Regions from separate parts of the Mus musculus genome. Here all the other regions are linked to region 3. Evidence: chromatin loops called from intact Hi-C (ENCODE). Cell type or tissue: heart. All regions are shown on one strand.

Region 1 (8,000 bases), 310 kb before region 3:
GTCAGAGGTCAGAGGACAATGTATAAGAGTCTGTCCTCTCCTACCTTTATGTGGGTCCCAGGATCAAACTCAGGTAATCACACTTGCAATGTCAGATACCAAATGACTTACCCACTGAGCCACCTTGCCAACCCCCAGGCATATATTTCCTATTGCCCACCTATTATTTTAACAAGGACAAAGCCAGGTGTGATAGCACCTGCCTTTAAACCCAGCACTTAAGAGGCAGGGTCTGGCCAATGTGTGTGATTTAAGGCCAGCCTAATCTACATGAGTTCTAGATTGACCAGAGCGACACAGTGAGATCCTGTCTCTAGAAAAAGAAAGGAGGAAGGAAAAGAGACTCGGAAGTGGAAAGTATTCACCTTAGTGGTAGCCAGCAGAAGGCTGTAAGGATGAGAATCCACAGGCTGGGCTGGCACACACCTAGCTCTCACACCCTCCTCCTCCCTCCCTCCCAACCTCTGCAGAGACCGGAGTCGGTCACCAGCAGTCTAGCCCAGCAGCTCTTCCTCTGGGTCAAGCTCAGGCTTCCAACTTGATCATCGTAGTGTTTTGTGCAGTCCTCCCCAGGGCGTGCAGTCTCAGTGTATGAAAAAATAGCTTGCTTCTAAAGACAGTTCCAGTGTCATCAAGAAACAATGGAGGATGGAGGGAGGCAGGCAACAATTCTTTCCTTTCTTTAAAAGGAAAGGATCCAAAATAAGAATTCAGCTTAAAAGTGGAAAAGGTGGGCTGACAGATTTCTCATTTGGTAAAAGTGCTTGCACCAAGTCTGATAATCTGAGTTTGATCCTTGGGATCAAAGTGGTTGAAGGGGTTCTGCAATTATTCTCTGAGCTCCATACAAACTAACTCATCTCTCTCTCTCTCTCTCTCTCTCTCTCTCTCTCTGTCTGTCTCTGTCTCTTTCCCTCCCTCCCTCTCTCTCCCCTCCCTCTCTCTCCCCTCCTTCTCTTCCCCTCCCCTCCGTCCCTTCCTCTCTCTGTACTCACACACACACACACACACACACATGTGTGCACACCCACGCTCACTCTCAAAGTGATATATAAGGTCTGCTCTGTGCTTGATAAATCCCTGCACTTAGAAAGTGAGGGATGGCTTGAATCAACTGAAGAGGGCAGAGAGATACATCTAAGGATGCTGCACTTACAAATAGCCTGCAGTCATCCTGCCCTGCTCCTGACAATAACTCATGTATCTTCAGAAACTGCAGACTCTCCAGTGGACAGTTTCACACCAAAGGGCATATAACTTGTGTAAGCTGTAATTACCAAAAATAAATAAGCGCTTGTCGGAGCACTGATGGAAAGTTGAAATATTTATATGGCAGCCCTTAAAAATGCAGAGAAAAGCTATTTTAAACATGTTCTGAGCCATGGGCTCTCTCAGTCCTGAATGAGCAGGGAGCATGGATTCAGATGAATCTAGAAGCAGGCACTGTAATTCCCATCAAAGGGGCTACTATTGTTTTGTCCTTTGTGATAGATTAAAATGCAAATCTAGATTAGTAAAGTGATCAAGCAGTCTCCTGTGTCGGGACACAAGTTACATTGGTATTAGCACATCACAGTGCGAGCACCGTCTAAATAGAGAAGTCCCCACTCACCATTACCAGGTGCTTGCTTCTTACTTCAAATCTGTAGCTGCTATTTTGCGCAGGTGCTCCTGTGGGCTTATCAGAGCATGGAAGTAATGGTCCCATGAGGGTTCTTCTGTCTTCCAGCTGGATGGTAGTACTTGTAGGATGTCATTTCTTTTAAGACACATGCTGATTTTAGGGGTTGGGAGGAAAAGCAAAGAGATGCTTCTGTCAGACTAGTGTGACTGGGGTGACATCCATACAAGAGCAGACAGAGTGCCTATAAGATGGTATAGCTGGTGGCTGGGTAAATTCCCCATTTCTGTGGTCCTGGGGATCTACAGTACAGTCAAAAGGCTTCCACAGGACGCATGCTCAATTAGACAAGGAGCAGCGTCCCTCTTCTAGAAGGCCCTCAACACACTTGGTCCTTCAACTGGCACAACCTCCAGTGGCCTGGGAAGAGTCTCTGTGAGAGACTGTCTACACCCTGCACTGGGTGGGCATGAGGGCATGCCTGAGGAGAATTGTCTTAATGAAGCTAATGGGTGTGGGAAAGCCCACTGAGGGCAGCACCACTCCCTAGGTGGGGATTTCTGAACTATATGAGAGGGGAAACGAAGCTGAGCAGAAGCAAGAAGTGAGCATGCGTACATCCATCTCTCTGTGTGATGCCACTGACCAACTGTCACAGGCTCTTGCCACTGTGACTTCCCACAGTGATGGAATGTAGCCTGGAACTATCAGCCAACATACATTTTCTCTACTGGGTTGGGTTTTTTTGGGGGGAGGGGGTTATTTTATCACAGCAACAAAAAATGGAATTAGAATGGACCGTAAATTAAAATCTTTGAATAAAAATCACATCCATACTGAAAATATCCGTACTTTTCTTGTCATGATTCTATAAGCAATATAAAATGACAGTATATAATGGCCTTTATATTGTATAAGGTATTTGAATAATACAGAGACGCCTAAAGCATACAAAAGGATTGCATAGGATTGCAAACACCCGGCCATTTTTGACCGGACACTCAAACACCCCCAGATTTGATTATGTGGGGTGGGACCCCAGAACAGTCCTAGGCTTTACTGTAGAGATGTGGTCATTGTGTGTTGTCATAGGTGAACGCGTGAAAGAATAGGCACAACTTAGGTTTTCTGTGACCCAGGATAACAGCTGCTCTTTTCCCTTCCCACTGCAGAGAAACTGGAGAGTGAGAAGCTCAACGTGGCCGAGGTTACGCAGTCGGAGATCGCCCAGAAACAGAAGCTACAGACTGTGCTGGAGAAGATCAATGAGACCCTGAAGCTTCCTCCCAGGAGCATCAAGTGGAACGTGGACTGTGAGTTAGGAGAGGAGGACTGTGCAACGACACTAGCCCCTAAGGGTCCCCCACCATTCCTAAACTGTCACCTGGGACGCCAAGTCATTTCTCTTTGAGAAATAACCTTTGACAGGAAAGATAGCCTATCATACAAACCCTTGGGGGTGGAAATAATAATAAAATGTCCAGGTCTGTGTTCCTTTGTCTGGAAGGCTTTCAGGTCAGCTTGGTAAGGAAATGATGTGTTCCGGAAGGCACTTCCGAGGCCCACACAGCCTGCTGAGAGCCGTGCTGTCTCCAGCATGTAGGAACTTGGGGAAGCTGAGGGTCACAGGTCCAAACAGCTGAGAGGCCAAGAGTGAGGCTTCAGTTCTGCCCACACCCTGTCACTTCTACCCTGCTCCTCAGAAGGAGTACAGATACCAAGCACTAGAAAGGGTTTGTTTTAATGTTTTATTTACTAGAGAGATAGACAGACAGACAGACAGACAGACAGACTGACTGACACATAGCAGGGAAGGGGGAATGTTCATGCCATGGTACATATCAGGATACAACTTTATAGAGTCAGTTCTCTCCTGTTGCTGTACATGGATTCATTTGCTTGACTGCTTCTACTCGGCTTGAGTTCTTCTCCACTTGCAGAGTTCAGCACCCCTGCCTAGGGAATGGTGGCCCCCGTACTGGGTAGTCTTGCGGCTATGAGGTCACTTACAGTGAAGGCAGATCATTTCCTTTCCTAGGTTTGAAGACATAATTTTTAACTCCTAAGTGGGGGAATCCATTTTAAGTCTTATAAATGGGATGGGTAACCTCTGCCACATTTCTATTACATCAGTTAGCTTACAGACACAGAGGCCAATCCAGTGCAACCAATCTTTTACTGAGACTCTCTTCCCAGGTGAATCTGATTCTAGGTCATGTCAAGTTGACAGTCATTCGCCAGGCTATACAGCAAGCACCTTTACAGACTGAACCATCTTTCCACCCCTACCTAGTACAGGACTTTTTAAGTTCCACCTTTCACAGGTAGTAGAGCTCAAAGATTTCAGAAAAATATAGAACCATTTATTCTTTTTTAATATTTTTATATGCAATATGCATAGGTGTTTTGTCTGATATAGAGCCCACAAAGGCTAAAAGAAGGTGTCAGCTCCCCTGGGACTGGAGCTCACAAACAGTTGTGAGCTGTTGTGTGGGTAGTGGGAATCAAACCTCAGTCCTCTGGAAGAGCAACTAGTGCTCTGAACCTCTGGGTCATCTCCCCAGCCCAGGGAACATTCATTCTTTTGCAGCCTCAAGATGCCTTGGCATCTGATAGAAACCCAAAGTCAGATTCAACAGTAAATGAATGGGTCACATGACACTAGCAATGACAGCCAATCCCTAATCAGGGAGTTTTCTGATTTTTCTCTTTGTAAATAAACAAATGCATGTTTTTTTTTTACAGTGAGAATAAAATGGTTAGACCGTGTTTGGATCTAAGTATTAGAATCCTCCTCCCCCACCAGTGACCTCATAGCTGCCAGGAGCTGTCTTCTGTCCTCATTTCTGACATCTGCCATTGGAGCCAAAACACCCACTACCTCCTTCAGCATAATTATACCACTGCTGGCATAGAACAGTGTGATAAGCTGGGAACAGGGCATTCTCTGCTTACCCAAAGTCACCTGAGGGTTGAGGACAGGACCTGGCTTTAGGCCCCAGAGGCTGCCCTGCTAAGGAGCCCTATTTCCCTGTGTACCTGGGAAATTAAATCATGGTCAGAAAAGGAGACATGAGGCCGAGCATATGACTTACTGGGTAAAGTGCTTGCCTCGCAAGCCTTGGATAGAGCCCCAGTGCCCATTTATTTTTAAAAACTTAAAAGCTCAGAGTAGTGCCACTTACCTGTAATTTCAGTGCTCATGAGGCAGAGACAGGAGAGCTCTGGAATTCTCTGGCCAACCCTGGCTAAGTGAGTCACTGAACTCCAGGTTCAGTGAGAGATGCTGTCTCAAAAATACAAAGTGGATGGAGCATTGAGGAAAACACTTGATCGCCTGATATTGACCTCTGGCCTCACACATATACAGCACGCATACACACACACACACACACACACACACACACACACACACACACTTTGCAAGCTGGCTGCTAATATCAGAGGGATTTAGTTGGATGTCTTTGCTGTCTCTCTGTTTACTTCTTGTGAATTAGTCTCCCTGGCTGGATCTCCAGAATGGAGATGGATTAGCGGGTCAAAAGAGATAATTATTCTCTTGGCTGCTCCCTGTGATGCCTCAGGGCATCAAGAAGAGCTGGATCTTGTTTACAAGAAGAAGCAGTGTGTTCTAGAAGGAACAGAGCAGGCACAACTCACAGGGAGAAGTTCTCTCCTTTCTCTCTAATCGGGCCTGACTGTGCGTTTGGGGACACGGTGTCGCCTTTATGCTCAGGACAAGGGTGGCAGGGACAGGCTGCTGAGTTACCAAGGTCTTTGATCTAGGACTTTAGGGATTTCTTTCTTTCCTGTTCATGAACAGTATTTTTTTACTATTGAAAATTTAGAAAATGCCAGTGTATAAAAACATTGAAATATCAATGTCCATTTCAATCCTCTCAGCACTCGCTCACCCAGCTCAGGTAATTCTTTCCACCACCCTCATCTCCCAGATGGGGAAATCAAGGCACAGAGGAGGTATGACACTACAAATGTTTATACCAGGGTCAGGAAGTCTAGCGTCTTCCGCTATCGCTTCCCCAGAGCAAGGAAGGGTGACTGGTACAGTCCATGTCCCCTGAAGGAGCACTGCTGCCCTGCCTACAGAGTGATGACAGGGGAGCCAGGAATCTGATTCAGAGAGCCACTTGCAGAGCCAGGCTGTGCACTGACTGAGCCTGTGTACGAGGCCTCCACAGCTGCCTACCTAGAGATGGGCCCTGAAAATTTTGGAGTATTACTGCAAGGTGTGTGTTTGTCCATCTGTGGGTGTCTGTGTGTGTAATAAAGAGTGTCTAGAACATGCTTTTTGTTTTCTCACATATGAATACACATGGATGCATGTATAGATAGGAATCTCCCTGTATCCTAAGGGGATGTCTTTCAACATGCCGGGGGATGCCTGCACCGTGGGTAGCTGTCCACATTGCGGGCACAGACACACAAATGGAATAGCTTTTCCATCTTTTTCATTATTTTAAGTTAGCATGCAAAGTACAGAGTTATGATGCTGTGCCCTTTCATACCTTTGTGTCACTCATCAGCTCTAACTCCTCCTCCTCACCCACTGCTCTCTCCCTCCTTCCTGCCCCCTCTTGCTCACTCCTTCCTCAGCCCAGATAGTACCTCATTCTGTTTTCATGTCACATGCATCCCATTCCCTCTCTTCTCCCCTGTCCTTTAAGATCTCGTCCTCCTCCTTCTTCTCCTCCCTATCTCACACGCATGCATGTACGCGTGTACACACACACACACACACAAAGAAAACAGCCATAGCTTATTTCGCCTGTTGATCTCCAGTTGTATCCATTTGCCTGTAAATGTCATGACTTTGTTTTCCTCTATAGCTGAATTAAATTGTTCCATCGTATACATACACTGTGTCTGTTCATCTGTTGATGGACATCAAGGCCAGTTCCATTTCCTGGCTCTTGTGAGTAGCGCAGCAGTAAACATAGATGTGCATGTAACTCCATGGCATGGCCACATAGCATCTTTGGGATACACCCAGGAGTGATCTAGCTGTTGTGTATGGTAGTTCTATTTTTAGTTTTTTAAGGAACCACCATGCTGATTTCTGTATTGGCCCCACCGGTGTCCACTCCCACCAGTGTGAATGAGGCTTCCTCATTCTCCGTAGCCTCACCGGAATTTGTTGTTTGTTCTCCTGGTGGTAGTCATTCTAACTGGATAGAATCTCACAGTACTTTTAATTTGCATTGCCTTGATGGTTAAGGAAGTAGAGCACAATATAATAATAATAGTAGTAATAATAATAATAAAATTTGCATTTCTTGTGAGAAATTTGCAAATTATACATGTATAATTTGCATTATCTCTTGAGAAATGTCTATTCAGTGCATTTACCCAGTCATTCATTGGATGGTTGAGAGGGTAGAGTGATGTTTAATTCTTTAAGGTTCTTTACAGCTGCTACATCTTATGGCACAGGAGCTAGCAAGATTTTCTCCCATGCTGTAGGCCGTTTCCTTACGCTGATTGTTTCCTCTGCTCTGCAGACATTTTTTAATTACCCATAGTCCCATTTTTCAGTTCACGGGGTCATTTCCCAAGACACTGGGTTCTTTGTGGGAAGTCTTTGTCTATGCCTGTGTAGACGTCTTTTGCTTGGGTTTTCTATCAGCAGCTTCAACTTTTCAGGTCCCACGTTAAGATCTTTGATCGTTTGAGTTGATTGTCACTCACGGTGAGAGATACAGATCTAGTTTCATTCTTTTGCAAGGGGTTGAGTGCTTGGCTTTCCCGGCACCACTTGTTAGAGGCCATTTTTTTCTCCAGGAAATGCTTTTCTGCATCCCTGTTGAAAACCAGGTGACTGTAGCCACAGGTTTATTTCCTGGTGTCCTACGCTCCCCTATTGGTCTACAGGTTTGTTTTTGTGTACCTGCCATCGATGTCTTTTCTAGCCTAACAACACATTTATCACACACAATGACCACCACTCCTGTCCCTTAAGGTATAACAACAAAATGAACATGAAGGGCTGGAGAAATGACTCGGCAGTTCAGAGCTGCTCTTTTAGAGGCCTGGGTTCCATTCCCAGCACCCATGTGACAGCTCATAACCATCTGCAACCCCAGCAAAGGGAAATCTGATAACTTCCTGTGGTCTCTGTGGATACCAGGTACACACATTGTGCACAGACAGACATGCATACAGGCAAAACATCCACACACATGGAGTAAATAAATAAATCTCATTTTTAAACTACCATGAATATTCTTTTTCATAATTAAGTAGAATGTGCATTCTTACTATGGCTATCAGAATCTCAGTACTCAGGTTTTTCTCTATTATTGAATTCTCTCCCTTTAACTTAAAGGCAGCCCTTCATGCCTTCACTTCAGCATGTCTGCGT
Region 2 (8,000 bases), 200 kb before region 3:
GAGGTAGGGTCTCACATAGAATGGGATCCTCCTGCCTCCACCTCCTGATTGTAGCGATGCATGGCACCATGTTCTGTTTAGGCAGTGCTAGGTATGGAAGCCAGGGCTTCATGCATGATGGCTTCTACCAACTGTGTCTTTAGCCCATGATTTTAAGCCACTAAATTGAAGGGTCAGTTGTCAATCAATCGAAATATGCAATGTTCTGGAGTTCTCAACTGTAGTCCATCACTGTTCTTGTGTCTATTTCCTTTCTCTTCTGTGAGGTTCGCTCTTCCTCGGATTTAGGAAGATTGGGAGGCTGCATGCAAGAAGCCCTGGGTTCCAGCTGGGGAAAAGGCTCAGCAGTTAAGAACACTTGTTGCTCTTGAAGAGGACCCAGGCTCAGTTCCCAACACTCACTTGGCTGCTCACACTAACTATAACTCTAGTTCCAAGGGATCCAATGACCTCATCTGAATTTTAAGAGTATGGGGCATGTACTGCACATACACTTAGGCAGAGCACAAAATAAATAAAATCTTAAAGTTTTTAAAAGGAGTCCTGGGTTCCATCCTCAGTACCACACTAACTGGGCAAACTGGTCTATACCAGTTATCCAAATAAGCAGGGGGTACATGAGTTCCAGTCAAAAACAAAAAATCCAGGAATGGTGGCATACACCTTTAATTCCAGCACTTTTAAGGCAGAGCCTGGCAGTGAATTTCTGGGAGTTCAAGGAGACTCTATCTCAAAAAAAACAAAACCAACCGTAACAAACAAAAAAAGAAAGAAAGAAAGAAAGAAAGAAAGAAAGAAAGAAATTCATAAATAAATGCATGTTTGTGCTTGTGACTGTCATCTCTCTCTCATTCCACCAAAGTGATAACTATCATTTAAAAATAGCAGTTTCTAATCTAAACAACTACCAAAGTTGCCTACAGGGAGCATCTTTAATGAGGCCTGAATGAACTTGGGGTCACACTAAGGTGCCATTATCGTCACAGCCTTCAGCATTAATGGACTCCTGCAGTCCCCTGCCTCTCTGCCTGAAATGGTCTTAGATTGCACAGTAATGAAGAGTGAGCGGCTGCCTTTTTGAGAGGTTCCGCTGCCCAGAGCACACTGGATGCCAGGTTTCTTGGGCAACTCTGATTCTGCAGTTTCTGTCATAGTTCAGATGCACACAGGCTTTTGTCAGAGCTCCTGTTCCCAGATGGGGTGTGGGAATTGTGGGTGCAAACCTTTTTACACGTGCATTTCTTTGGTTTGCATGGTCCAAACCCAGGACCTGCAGAGCCGCCTTGAAGAGAAGCAGGCTCCACCCCACAGCTTTATCTACCAGAGGGCACTCCTGGAGGGAGATCCCAGGACAACAAAACTGAATTTCTCCTTCCTGTTTCTTTGTTTTGTGTTTTGTTTTATTTTCTTTGTTTTGTTTGCTCTTTTTAAAAAATATTTAGTTAGTTAGAGTTTTCCAGTACTCAAAAGGCTAAAACCCTACACCCAACTAGCCATCATTGCTGGGATTCAAGCACAGCTCCACCCCCCCCCACCCCCCCACCCCCCTTCCAGCAGCCTTCCCTCCTGGGCATCCGGTCTCTAGCCTTCTTATCTAGCATTCCTTCCCAGCCCTACCCTGGATACTGTCACAGGCTCCTACCAGTCCTCCCCTTGCTGGCCCTGCTTGCAGCATGTGACAGATAGCCTGCTTGCCTTTCTCACTTGGAACTATGGAGCAGAGTCCTCCCCTGGATCCTGTGCTATTATTAGGAAGACCAATACCTCTGCCAGTTGGTTCCTGCACTCTAAACTAGGGTTCCACTCTCCCAAGACAGTGGCTCTTAAGCAGTGCCTTCACACCCTCACACACAGGGACAATATGGTAGCGACAATCCCAACTGTGACATCTAACCACACATGGGAATCTCTGGGAGTTTTGTATGTTTGGTTTGGTTTTGGTTTTCTATTTGTTCATTGTTTTTGAAACAAGAGTCTTATACAGCTCAGGCTGGCCTTGTACCTCCTTCGCCAAGTAGACCACCACGCCTAGCTCTTTCTCTTCTTCCTCTTTTTCTTTTTCTTCTTTCATTCCAGCTTTTCTACAAAAGGTTTCATTAAGTAGCTCGGACAGATCTAGAACTTTTTATGTAGCCCAGGCTGGCCTTGAACTCTTGATCTTAATGCCTTTGCCTTCAGGGTGCTAGGATGTGAACTACTATGCCTAACAAAAGAATGAACAGCTTGCACTCTCTCTTATATCCACTCCTACCTCTGTGGTTCTCTATTAAAGGGGGAAATAGCTGTTAATCAGGTAGACAGGGTATGGTGATGGACACCTAAACTCCTAGCACTTGGGCAGCAGAGGAGGAGTGGAAGATTGGAGGCCCTGCTGATCTTAGAGAGTTCCAAGCCAGTGAGGGCTCCTTTAAGACCCCAGGGATGGCTGATCCTTATCCTTAACTTGATGGGATGTAGAGTCATCTGTAGACACATTTCTGAATGTTTCTGGGAGGATGTTTCCCAAGAGATTTAACCCAAGAAGGGATAAGACTCTTCTGAATATGGGTAGTAGCATCCCATAGGCTAGGGTACTGGTATGAATAAAAAGGAGAGAGAAATGACAGCGAGCTAAGCATCACTGGGCACAGTGTGACTGGCCGTATCACATTTCTGTAGCCACACTTTCCCACTGTGGAGTACTGTACCCCCTTAAACTGTGAGCCAGAACAACCCCTTCTTTTCTTCCCTAAGTTGCTTTCTCTCACAGATACCCCAAAGAAAGAAACAAATAATGAGACTCCTCTCTACCTTCTCATTCTAGGAGGCTGTGGATTCACCTGCCACTCCCCATCCAATGCCATCAACCTAGTACTAGAGGTTCTACTGTACAACAAAACAGCCAAGAGGACTACAGTTTTCCTTTCATTCAGTGTGTACTTCCATGTTTAACACTGTCCTCACATATGGTAAGCTACAAATATCAGATAAGCTGCCACCACCCCAAACCCACACCACCCCTACTTCATGTGCTCGTAGGGTGAGTTTTCCATGTAGAAAGCATTACAAGAGGAAAGGAGGACAACTACCCTCCTGTTCCTTCTCTGCATAAAAAGGCATGGCCCACTTACAAAGTGGGTCTCCATCCCAGATTTGGTGGAATAAAGCAGAGGCTATACATGGGAAGAAGAAAGATCTATGGGGCCTGTATGGGAGGAACTGTCTGGAACAGAGAGTAAAAAACTTTACACCTGTCTACCTTAGTTATTGTTCTATCACTGTGAAGAGACACCATGACCAAGGCAACTCTTATAAAAGACATCATTTAACTGGGAGATGGCTTATAGTTTTAGAGAGTCAGTCTATTAACATCATGCCAAGGATAGACAGACATGGCGTTGCAGTAGTAGCTGAGAACTACACATCCTCATCTGTAGGTAGGGGTGGGGGTAGGGTGGGAGGGGGGAGGAGGAAGTAGGAGGTGGGGAGAAGGGGCCCAGAGTGAGCTTTTTGGGAACCCCCAAGCCTACCCCCAGTGATATACCTCCTTCAACAAGGCCACATCTCCTAACTCTTCCCAAACTTCTACCAACTGGTGACTAAGCATGCAAATTTATGAGCCTACACAGGAACTCTCATTCAAACCATTGCACCATCTGAGAGCATGGAGACCTTGAAGATGAGGTGAAAGATGACAAAGAGGAAGGAGGCCGCTTGCTCAGTAACGTGAGCAAACCAACAGAAGAGACAGAAGTTTGACAGAACCAGGGCAAGAGGCCCGCTGTGACTGAGTCAACACTGAGACATTGCACATGCTCAAGGCTACCCCACATGTAGGATGTGGGGCTGGGCGTGAAGGATACCCCTGGGCTTCACACAGGTCATCATTACAAGGTGAAGTTTTGCTTGAATAGGCTGCTTAAAGCCAGTCTGAGTAATAAGTTCCTTTGCCCCAGAGGGGCAGCTACTAAGAGGCTGAGCTTAAAAATAAAAGTCACGCAAAACCACTGGAAGTCTGGAAGACTATACATACATACACAGGATTTCAACCTCTGTGGAGCCCTCAGAGAGGAAGTTCTGAGCCCATAGCTGACTGTGGAGCAATGTAAACTTCCTGAACTATGAGAGCAGACTGTAATCCACATAAGCATCCAACGTAAAAGCTACGTTTCCGGTCTGGCATGTAAAAAGCCAGAAGCCTCCCTCCTCACAATGACAAAAAGCTAAGTAAATTGGAAATTCAACCCCTTCTTCCAAGGTCCATTAGAGAAGTGAGGTCATATAGCAAGCCTCTGCTCCCAAATTGGAGAGACTTATAAGCAAACACAAGAGAGTCACATCTTACCAGGTCTGGAATCCAAAAGCTGAAACTTCCCTAGTGGTTCTGCCAGGATTGAGCACATCTGCACTAGGTTGATAAAATACTGCAGGCGCCGCGTGGGCAAGCCTGGGAGATGAAAACTCCAGGGACACCCCGTTCTTGGGGCTCCCAGACTCCTGTGAATTTTGCATCCTGGAGCTCTGATAGGTTCTCATGGTGACTGTCTGAGAAATGCCACCCCCACCCCCAGTGCTTCTGGTAGAGAGAGAAGAGAAACCATGTTGAAATACCAAGCACATTCCAATCTTCTTAGCAACTCCTGCCCCCGGGAGAAATGATTTAACTAGAGCTGAACCAGCTGGAGGTTTAGCAAAGCAGAAATGACAGGGAAAGGGGAGACGCTCAACTCCAGCTGGCTCTCGCCTTCCACGGGGAAGAAAAGAAATACTGAATTCCAGCTCCTTCTAATCCTGCACATGGGCAAGAACCATACCCAGCCCACTCCTGTCTGTTGCCCAAACCAACGGGACTTGCTGGGAAGTATTTGTGATGTTCACAGCCTAAAACCACAGGCTCACTGTGAGACGGAGAGCTAACACAGCCTAGAGTCCTGCATCATACCCAGCTCCTTGCCACCACCTTCTGAGAGAACTAGGGTGACAGTCCCTTCTACCCTAGACATCATGCACAACTCCAACTATCAAGAAAATAATTACAGGGCCTGAAGAGTCAGCTCAGTGGTTAAGAGCACTGGCTGTTCCTTTAGTGGACCTGGTTTAATTCCCATTACTCATATGACAGCTCAAATCTGACTGTAACTCGACTTCCAAGGATCCAATGCTGCCTTCTGACCTCAGGCACCAGGGATACACAAGATGCATGTGTGTGCGTAGAGGCAAAATACCAATACAGAAAAATAAAACCAATTTTGTGTGTGTGCCTGTGTGTAGTTGTGTGTGAATTACAAACTGGGCATATTGCTTCATTGCTGTAATGTTAGCACTCTAGAAGCTGAGGTGTTGTGAGTTCAAAGCTAGTGCCACAGAGTAAGACCCCCCTTCTCTCTCTCTCTCTCTCTCTCTCTCTCTCTCTCTCACACACACACACACACACACACACACACACACACACACCCCATACTAAAAGTAAAAAAACAGGAGTGTGCTGGGAACTGAATTCTGGTCTTCAATGTCCCTAACTCTGGTTAACATTGGTAGCATGTGCAGAGATTTATTTATAGGTCAAATTCTGCCCCAAGAATTTCCTGCCCTATAAACTTCTTCCAGCTTTCTTTTCTTCCCACTTCCTTTGGAATGACTTCACTCCTTTCTTTCCAGTCTCCTAATCTCCAGCCCACTAGGGTTCTTTTGCATATGACTGTTAAAGGTTCTAGCATCATTTGTTGAAAGTCCATACTTTCTCCATCCAGTGGACTTGGTGTCTTTGTCAAAGACAGGCTGATCACCTTTCTCTGGGTCTGGCTTGGTACTACCTTGCTTATTTTTTCACCAACACCACACTGCCTTGATTACTGAAGCCTTCTAGGGAGCATTAGAGTTGTCATAAGTTGTGTTACTTTTTGATAGCTGTTGGTAAAATACCGTGACCAAGGTAACTTATGAACAGACGGGTACGATTGTGCTTACAGTTTCAGAGCATTGTTGTCCATCATGGCAGAGCAGATGTTTTCTGGCAGGAACAATTGAGAGCTCACACCTCCCACCTCAAGCATGAGGTAAAGAACACTAGCTCAAAATGCTGTGAATCTTTTGAAACCTCAAAGCCAGCCCAGTGACACACCTCCTCCAACAGGACCACACCCTCTAATCCTTCCCAAACAGTTCCACTAGCTGGGGACCAAATATTCCAACATATGGGCCTATGGGGCCATTCTTATTTAGACCACTACACAGTGTGAGAGTAAACCACCCTCCACAGGCAGTCTGTCTTTTCTGTAGTGTCAGATTCTGTGGGTCATGTTTCTCTCCACATTAACGTTAGAATCTTATCCCCTGCCTCTTGAGTGCTAGGATTAAAGGCATGAGCCACCATACCTGCTCAAAGGAAATATCTTTTGTGTTGGTTTAAATGAAAATGGCCCCTATTAGCTCACTGGGAGTGGCATTATTAGGAGGTGTGGCTTTGCTGGAGGAAGTGTCACTGGGGGTAGGCTTTAAGGTTTCAGAAGCCCATCTCCAGCATCATTTCTGCCTGCATGCTGCCATGCTTCCCACCATGATAACAATGGAGTAAATCTCTGAACCGTAAGCCAGCCCCAACTAAATGCTTTCCTTCATAAGAGTTGCCGTGATCATGGTGTCTCCTCATGACAATAGAAACCTTAAGTAAGACATTTTTTAAATGTATAATATTAGTTTGTTAATATATATATACAATAACTTGCAGAGATTTTCTTTATTCATGCATTACTGTCTTACAGTAGATGATTTACATTTGCATAATAAGAACTAATAAAGATGAAAGGGGTCAAGATCAAAATCCAACGGAAACTCAAGGGAAACGGCGAAATGTGGAGAAGCGTGCAAAACCTGAACAGCAGAACTCTTCGTCGAGTTACTGATCAGATGGAGAAATGTGTCAGGAAGTAAATTTGAGCAGCAACTCCTAACACAGCAAATTTAGGGATTTAAAAGTCTTAGAAGTGGTCATATGCTAATCTAATTGATGGTGGCTGTGTAGGTTTTAAATGCAGAACTGTTAACATGTGCAGGGGTTTAATTATAGGACAACTTTCTGCTCCAAGAATCTTCTTCCCCGTAGACTCCTTCCAGGCTCCACTTCCTCTGGAATAGCTTTACTTCTCTCTTTCCAGTCTCCTAAGCCTAAAAGGTTGGCTTTGGATCTGCTGCTTTTCTCGCACAGGATGGCTTGTGTGTACTTAACACAAGGCATATGTCTACAGTGCCAGGGCTGAGGAGGCAGAAGCAGGGGGACTGCTGCAAGTTTGAGACTGATTTCCTTAAAACTTGAAAAAGGGAACATACACTCTTGCTAGAAATGATACTGTCACACTGTTAGGGAGCATCACAGAAGGGAGCCAGCCCCTCCAGGAGCCTCCAAAGGCAGTCATGAAGGTTGAGAGGCAATAGCTTATAATAGCAGTACCAGTATAACATTGGCCAAAGTCCTTAAACTGTCTATCTAACACTTCATGGAACCAGACACGATGGCTCATTTGTATAATTCCAGCACTCAGGAGGCAGAGAGGAGGTAGGCTTGTCATGACTTCAAGATCAGCCTGGACCACATAGAGATCTTGTCTCAAAACAAAACACGAATCAATCAAGGCCAGCCTTAGCTATATGAGACCATGTCTCTAAGTAAATAAGTAAATGAAATTAATCCAAATAAATTAGTTAATATAGCAGTCATGGGATGGAGAGATGCTCAGCACTTGCTGCTCTCATGGAGGACCCTGAGTTCAGTTTCCAGCATCTACACAGCAGCTCACAACAGCTATAACTTCAGTTTCAGGGGGTGTGACACCTTCTTCTGATTTCCATGGGTATCAGGCACACATGTGATGCACATACATATGTGCAGGCAAACACACTGTAGAGTGAAATAAAATAAAATAAATCTAAGAGAAAAAATTCTACCAGTCAATAAAAAAATCAAGATAGTAAGAAAAATTAGAAGTGTACAAGATCTGAATAGATATAGAAAAGATATTTGAGAA
Region 3 (8,000 bases):
AGCCAGGGCTGTGAGGGAGTAAAGTGGATACCAGAAACTGAAGCTCTTGAGACCCGAGCAAGGACATAGCTGCCAGGTATGCTCGTCTCCAGTGGCAGGTGTCACCCAGGAAGAACCCTGCTGGGCTAATAGTCCGTACAGGTGATGACATGGGCCACCTGCTTGTTGTTTCTGCTTGGAGGCTGGCCTGGTCTTCCCCCTGTGTCTTGTGTTTGTTTCAGAGTGCTTTGCCATTCAGCCCATCATTCTGTCCTCTTCAGATAGCTTCTGATTTCCTCCCTTTGCAGAGGAGGAAGCAGGCCAGGCACATTTGGTCACTTAAGGTGTATAGGTAGCAAACAGAAGGACTGGACTGCATTTCTCCTGAAGTGTCCTCTCATCACACCCATGCCGAAGGACCCCTGAACTGCCTGTGTGGTCCTCCATAGACCTAGATGAGCCTAGATGAGCTCTCCCCCTGTGCCCGATTAACACACATCGGATTTCTTGACCACAGTTCCTCCATGTGGCTGGAACATTCCAGAAGCTTCAGGTGCTGAATTCCCCTAGAGCCTGCACACACCCTCCCCTTCATTTTAAATCAGAGATTACGCACCTATAAGTGGTTTTATACTTCACTGTTCAGGAAATGTAGCTGGCACCATCCCATAGACTGAGTTCCCAAACTGAATAAAAAGGAAGTACACTGAAGGTCAACTAGACATAGTCTGCCACGGCCTACTACCGGTGTAAAATAGCTCTCTTCCCTCACAGTTGAAAGTTGCTTGCTCTTCTGCTCCTGCAGAGAACTCACCCATCTACAACTCCCCCCACCCTCTTCTGGCCATCAGAGGCATGCGCACTGAAAGACTCATACACATGTGAAAGACAAATGCACATGATGAAAACTAAAATCTTTACAAATAAAAGTTGCTTGATCTTTAGTTTAAAATGTCTACCTTGAACGCTAGACATGTAGCTTAGTTGGAGAAGGCTTATTGAGTATGTACATGCCAAGCCCTGGGTTCCACCCACGACACCTCAGCACTGAGACAGTATAGTTTCAGACAATGAAAATACTTTCTAATGTATCTTGATGTTTCTGACTTGGGGCATGATGTTTAGTAATTTCGGATTTCACCAACTAAAACCATAATTTTGTGTTCCCTAGTCTCTCCTTCCTTCACACAGCCATTTTTCAGTTAAATGTATATAGGGGCAGTTGGTAGAGTGCTTGCCTAGCATGCTTGGAGCCTTGGGTTTGCTTGCCAGCATCATGTAGCCTAAGCATGATGGTGTGTGCCAGCATTTGGGAGCTAGAGACAGGAGGACCAGGAGTTTACTGCCATTCCGTGGATCCATAAGCCACCCTGAGTTGAGTGAGTAGAGGCTGAAAATTGTGTATCTTTCATTTTAATGGAAACATGAGGGTCCAAAGTATGCTCTGTGTACTGGAGGAGAAAAGTGGTAGTTGACTCATTGAAGTGAAAGGGAATTATCCAAGTTATGTAAAGCATCCACCAGCATCTGAAGCACACCGGTCCTTGCAGTGACCTCACTGGGCAAACGCTCTGTGCTGGCCCCGATAGGCCCGAGTGCTGCTTCAGAATTAAGATCAGGCTGAAAAATTCGAAACACGTGGATGATTTCTTCGGTTCTTGAGACTTTGTGTGACTTCCGTGGCATTCATTACATTGCACTTTGATGCTAAGATAGACACATTGAGGTCATTTAAAATTCTCCATTGGTATATTTCAGAAACTTTTGGAAATAGTTAAAATTTAACATGAAACCATTAGACACATTCATTTGCTAAGGAGCCCAGCAAAGTGGCCAGTTTCAAGGACCACAACTAAATTAAATGTTGCAGTTGGAATCTCTAGGTCTTTACCCCATGTCAACTGCAGGGGTATTTCTTCTGCTTCTCTCCAGCAATGTTGGCTCATTTCAATCACACGTGATAATGCACTCTTATCTTAAAGCCAGGAGTTGGCTCTGAGCTTAAGAATATTTTCTTGCAGCCGGGCGTGGTGGCACATGCCTTTAATCCCAGCACTTGAGAGGCAGAGACAGGCGGATTTCTGAGTTCGAGGCCAGCCTGGTCTACAAAGTGAGTTCCAGGACAGCCAGGGCTACATGGAGAAACCCTGTCTCGAAAAACAACAACAACAACAAAAAAAGAATATTTTCTTGCTGGGCAGTGGTGGCGCATGCCTTTAATCTCAGCACTTGGGAGGCAGAGGCAGGCAGATTTCTGAATTCGAGGCCAGCCTGGTCTACAGAGTGAGTTCCAGGACAGCCTAGGCTACACAGAGAAACCCTGTCTCAAAAAACAAAAGAAAAAAATATTTTCTGCTCTTGCAGAGGACTGATTGATGTTCAGTTCACAGCCACCCTATCAGGCAGCTCACCATGGGTCTGTAGGCACCTGTGCTCATGTATACAACCCTACACAGAGACAGATACACGTGCATATACATAATTGAAATAAAATAGATCTTAAAGAATATTCTCAGTAGAACTTCTGTTCTCACTAGAGAGAAAAAAAAAAAGAAACAAAGCAGCCAGGCACAGTGATGGTGAATTGGTGTACTCTGTAGCTCCACACTGAAATAGGTCACTTCCTGGATAAGAGGCTTGAAGGGGATTCTGTCTCATAGGCAGCTTTGAACCCTGGTCTTCTGTACCATGATTGCTTAGTTGCCTAAGAGCTTGGGACCTAGCCTGCCTCCCTGGTACAGGGCTGCACAGTCAGTGCCAGCCTTGTTTGAAACCCTGCTGGCTCACCACACAACACTGTTGTCATCCCTGAGGACTTCTCAATTTTGTCACTATCATATGGACAGTGCTAGTTTCATTAGCAATTATGACCAGTGCCTCTTAAAACTTTCCTATGTGCCAACTTTCCTATGTGTTAACTTATTTAATCCTTATGAAGTAGTTTGTCTAATGTTAGACTGCCAGCTGATACTCAAAATGGGATTCATATCCAGATCAGATGACTCTGAGTCCTGATACTGTGACCAAAAGGCTGTCTGGTCCATTTATGTCTGAGGAGTTGCCTGTGATCATGGCCCAAGGCTGTGAGGTTCTAATGGAAGAATAATGGGTGGGTGCACGCCCCCTGCTGGCGCTGGGGTCCATGTACAACAGATGGCAGCACTTCCTCAAGTTGGTGGTTGTTTGTGTTGGTAGAAAACCAGCAAGGCAGTCCCTCTGTTACCTTTGGCTCCACTAGAGACTGAGAGAAAAACAGCAGAGGGTGAAGAAAGAAGGAAGAACCTAAAAAAACAAAGACTGTTTTAGAAATGATTGAGACTGCTTGAAATTACACTTTCTACATGGTTTCAGTGTTGTGCATCAAGGGGCTTAAAGAAGTACAAGCTCAAGCCGGGCGTGGTGGTGCACACCTTTAATCCCAGCACTTTGGAGGCAGAGGCAGGCGGATTTCTGAGTTCAAGGCCAGCCTGGTCTACAAAGTGAGTTCCAGGACAGCCAGGGCTATACAGAGAAACCCTGCCTCCAAAAACCAAACAAACAAACAAAACAAAAGAAGTGCAAACTCCCACAGGTGCTGGCTTTTTTAAAGGGCCAGTCCTGGAATCAGGACCTGTGTCTGGAGGGAGTGTTTGGCAGTTGCTTCCGTGTATATACAAAATCTCATAGTCGGACGCTGTGCGTGGTGTCCTGTGTATGCCTGTTAAATCCTGGGTAGTTAGTTCCTCAGTCCCTGCCCCGTCTCAGTCCTGGGACAAGGAAGGTCCCTTAGTTGAGCGTTGCCCCTCTATTCACCCCCAGCATAACCCCTCCCTGTCAGTTTTCCTCCGTGCCAGGCTCCATGTTTCCTGTCCACTGTGGTCTAAGTGCCAGAATGACCAGGCGCTGAGAGCAGGGTTGCTCAGATGACAGCCGTATTAGAGAAGGGGACACTGGTGAGGAGATGACACATGGTCCAGCTCTCTGATGTGTCACTGGAGCACCCCTGAGCAGGGTAGGTGCCCTGAGTTTGCCTTTGTGTGCCTGCACGGTACACCAGCCTTCCTTAGCCACACCATCAGCACTGTGCTAGGCATTGTGCCCTGAAAATGTGAGCCCTCCAGGAGAAAGGCTGAGTGACCCCAGTTTGCAGCTGAGCGCTCTGTGAAGCCAGAGAAACAAAGAATGTCCTTACCTGAACTCTTCCTCCTCGATTTAATGACGTCTGTATTGCATACAAAGATAGGATTCCTTGACTTATCAGCAGTGTGAGCCTGTTTCCCGGCTTTGATGTAGGGTCTCTGAGTAGCTATCTTAATTACAATTTGGTGCTGTCTTTAGGCAGATTGAGTGATGCCAAAATGTGTTTTGAACTGGTCTTAAAATGCTATCACAGGAAATAGGACCAGATGGTAGGTAGTGAGGACAAAACCTTGAGGATTAGCCTGCAAGAGGGAGCAGGTACCTGGAACGGGTGAGCACGCTGATGGAATGCAGAAGCGTATCAAGGAGGAGAGGAAGCTCCTAACGCAGTTTCCTGTCGGCCTCAAACTAAACAAGACACTGGCATTGCTGTTAGGACCCAGCCTTGGAGACCTTGAAGCAGTTCACACATGGATGGAAGAATGGGCTGTTTAAAAAGCCAATGGCTTGAGGCATTTCAGGGAAAATCCAAGGAGTAAGTTACTAATATCTAGGGAGGTCTCTAAGTGGACAGTGCCCTCCCACATAGCTCCTTTCAGTGAGAGGATGGACCATTCACAGATCCGCCTGTGGGGGACAGGGGGTGCGATGGGGGTTGGGGGGAGAATTGCTGCAGGGTGCCCAGGCTAGGGATCCTGCAGAGCCGGCATTCTGATCCTCGTTTCTCGGTGGCTAGAGTCTGGAGCTGGGGATCCTGGGCTCGTGTGAGTCATTTGTCCTTGCCTAAGGGATCCCAAATCCTCTCAGGAGACTTCGGCCTCTGACCCAGCTCTTACTGATGTTCCACAGAAGTACCATCAGATAACCTGAGTCCTTCCAGTAAAGCAATCGGGCCAACATAGGCCCAAAGATGATTTAATTTTCTTATCTTTATAGCTCCTTTCAAAAGCTTAAGTTCCCAGATCCAGTTAAATTCCTTTGTCAGACCGCAGTTCTGACGTTGGCTGGTTCTGGAAATGTCATCTGAACAAGTAAAAGCAAACCAGCATGTAGGAGCCTTTGTGTGAGGAGGGTGTAGAGTTGAGGATGGGTACTGAGTCAGCTGAAGGTTCCAGGCCTCAGGCTATGCAGGGGGTGCTAGAGCACTTACCTTGTCTCATTGAGGGGCGTGGCCATCTGGGCCAATCCCTTTCAGATTCTGTTGCAACTCTCTCTTTCACTTGACCTTCACATTGACCCCTGGAGAAGACCCAGCCATATGTGTCATTTTTGTGTTCAGATGGCACACAGACCAGGTCGCACAGCTCATACATAGAAGGTTCCTACCTGTGCATTCTTAGCATCCTTGACACTTAGAATACTTCATCCCAAAGTATATCTGATCCTCCAGGAGGGTGCTGCCGCTTGGTTTGATGGTTGTCTCGGGCTGGGTGGATCTCTTGGGTTTTCCTCTGTGGTCTTCCAGGGGGACCTGAGAGATGGGGTGGCATCCAAGGCTCTGCATGATGGCCAGACGTGGTGTGATCCCTCAGCTCTCGCCATAGTGAAGGATGCTAAGTTGTCCCACACCAGCACACAGCTTCCCATGGCTGCAGCCTGTCTGCTGGGTGGTTTATATTCTCTGAGCTGGTCTGGGAACTCACCCTCTTTCTTCATTAGCCTTTGGGGAAGAGGCAATTGAAAGCATCTGGAAATGCAGGTTTTATAGACATTTCACAGAGACCCAGCCAGGCTCCATCTGCTTTTCTTGGCGGGTCAGCTTCCCTCCCGCTTGCCATCCCAGTGCCTACCCTTCATTCAGCCATGGTGTCTCTTCAGCTGCACTGGGTGGAAAGAGGAAGCAGGAAGGAGGCATCCCGGTATAACACCCTGAAACTACAAGGGATCGAGCAGCTTGTTGGGTTTAAGCTCTGGAGGAAACTGGTTCACCTTCTCTCTGGCAGCCTCATAGAGACCCATGCAATCCCCATCCTCTCCTGGCTGAATCTGCAAGTCACTCTCTTGGCTTGACTCCACACCCACTCCCTGCCATCAAAGGCTGCCCAGGCCACCCTGAACCCTCAGGTTCAGACAGACAGTCCAGGCTGGATCGTGACAGGAAGCAAAGGCAGGTGATTTGTCCTCTCTCTGATTCAGCTTAGACATTAGTATCCTTCGACATGAATTATTTGTCTTGGTTTCTTTAAATTCCTAAGTGGATTATAATTTTTCTCTTGGTATTATTTGACAGCAGTCATTTTTCAAGGTTTTACTAAGTTCTTCAAATACTTGAAATTTTTGGGAGAAGTTTAGGAAAATATCGCCACCTTCAGGTGGTTTGCTGTAGTGCAGCTCTCAGCTCTATCCCAGGGCACAGAGGGTTATTTGTAGTTTTCCCCTCCCCTCCCCTCCCCTCCCCTCCCCTCTCCTCCCCTCCCCTCCCCTCCCCTCCCCTCCCCTCCCCTTCCCTTCCTCCTTCCCTGCCTCTCTTTCTTCTTTCAAAAATGAAGCGGTCACATTGGAATTCCCTAAATAAGATAGATCATCAGTCCTATTGAGGAAAGAAAAAGGGTTGGGGAGAGAAAGGAAAACCTTGAAGCCCCGCTAGCCATTGAGATCTACTGTCTCAAACTGGGTACATCCCCAGCTGCTCCATCTCATTTTGGAGGACAGGCCTTTTATGCTTCCTCAAAAGGAGCCTCCTGGGTTAGAGTCTGCTATCCTAACGGAAATCAGAAGCTTGGTCATGAACCCACCTCAGCTCCAGTAGTGACAGTAAATAACCTCATGACAGTGGGAATCACCCCGATGAACCTGGCACTTCCCGCCCTGCAGTTCTGTTTTAAGCTTTTCTTTCCATTTCGTAGCTGTTTGAGGGAGTGCACCGATGGTCTCTCCTCAAGTCGGGGACTTTTTTTTTTTTTTTAAAGTACACTGTAGCTGTCTTCAGACGTACCAGAAAAGGGCGTCAGATCTCATTATGGGTGGCTGTGAACCACCATGTGGTTGCTGGGATTTGAACTCAGGACCTTCACAAGAGCAGTCGGGTGCTCTTACCCCCTGAGCCATCTCTCCAGCCCAAGTCGGGGACTTTTACAGTCATGGAATAAAGAGTATCCATGACAGACTCTTGGACAGGCCCAGTTGATAATGTAGTTTCCGTGCATTCTCTCACTAGTCACTAGATTCTCATGCAGGGAAGGCACTGCCTTAGAATGGAGGCAGCTGGGGTAGAGAGGCAGAAAGCCCCAGCCAAGAAGTTTCTAGAAAGTGGATGGAATCAGCTGCAAATCCAGACTGAGAACTCAGCCAACTCCAGCGTCCAGGTCTCTTCATTCCTCTATGGTTTCCATAGGCAGTGAAGATCAAATGGAGCAGGGACCCGGAAGACAGAAACCTTGCTTCAGTGAGGAGGACTGTTGACCCCTCCAGCACCTCCTGTCTGTGACTCTCAGGATTTTCATTCAACCTTTCAGGCTCGTAGTGACAGTGACGACAGACTAGGGTCACAGAGGTAGAAAGAGGAGCTGAGAAACTCCAGATCCCAAGAGATCCTGCCTGTGTTGGGAGTCTCACATGTACACGGTTACCCTAACTGCTGTGAGCTGTCTTAAGCCACAGGAGAGTTTTACAGCGTGACCCATGCTTCTTTGCAGCCCAGGGGCTTGTAGTCAACCGAAGTAGACATCCTGAAAATCATACTTTTGTTTCCTTTCATGTTTTCTTTTTCCTTCCTCATGCCACCCGCCATGTTCCACAGTAGCTTTGCATGGACGGCTAATTGAGCCACATGACCCGTAAGGAAAAGAGCCATATGTTACCCTGTGTCCCTTACTTCCCTGTTCCCTTTGTTAGTGACAGCTATGTACAGCTCTTGCAATTACTTCTTTGTATTTTTTTTAGATGTAATTTGTTACCACTGT

What was found. Hi-C counts contacts between places; a loop is a spot of excess contacts. Peaks named below come from ENCODE experiments on the same cell type or tissue, not always from the same donor. Only the 100,000 strongest peaks of a DNase experiment are listed, where the experiment ranks them.
Region 1: it touches region 3 in a loop (2.4-fold over the local background); 3 of 42 quality-filtered maps call a loop at or near these places.
Region 2: a loop joins it to region 3, with 2.6 times the contacts of the local background. A loop is called at or near these places in 7 of 42 quality-filtered maps.

What each region holds. Positions count from the first base shown.
Region 1 is chr7:112,557,136-112,565,135 of GRCm38, forward strand. Parva (parvin, alpha) reads left to right here. Exons shown (of 13, transcript NM_020606.5): 5 at 2,794-2,934. Among named protein-coding and RNA genes, the nearest start is that of Parvaos, 25 kb to the left of the region's middle. In heart, no CTCF peak of the experiment used is centred here; a DNase peak (open chromatin) is centred at 4,566.
Region 2 is chr7:112,658,858-112,666,857 of GRCm38, forward strand. No RefSeq gene overlaps it. Among named protein-coding and RNA genes, the nearest start is that of Gm40451, 12 kb to the right of the region's middle. In heart, a CTCF peak has its summit at 4,357; DNase peaks (open chromatin) are centred at 1,674 and 4,534; H3K4me3 peaks cover 2,267 bases; H3K27ac peaks cover 6,210 bases.
Region 3 is chr7:112,862,836-112,870,835 of GRCm38, forward strand. The region is part of intron 9 of Tead1 (TEA domain family member 1); the gene reads left to right. Among named protein-coding and RNA genes, the nearest start is that of Rassf10, 87 kb to the right of the region's middle. In heart, CTCF peaks have their summits at 3,116 (motif pointing left) and 6,377 (motif pointing left); DNase peaks (open chromatin) are centred at 3,096 and 5,967; H3K27ac peaks cover 1,368 bases.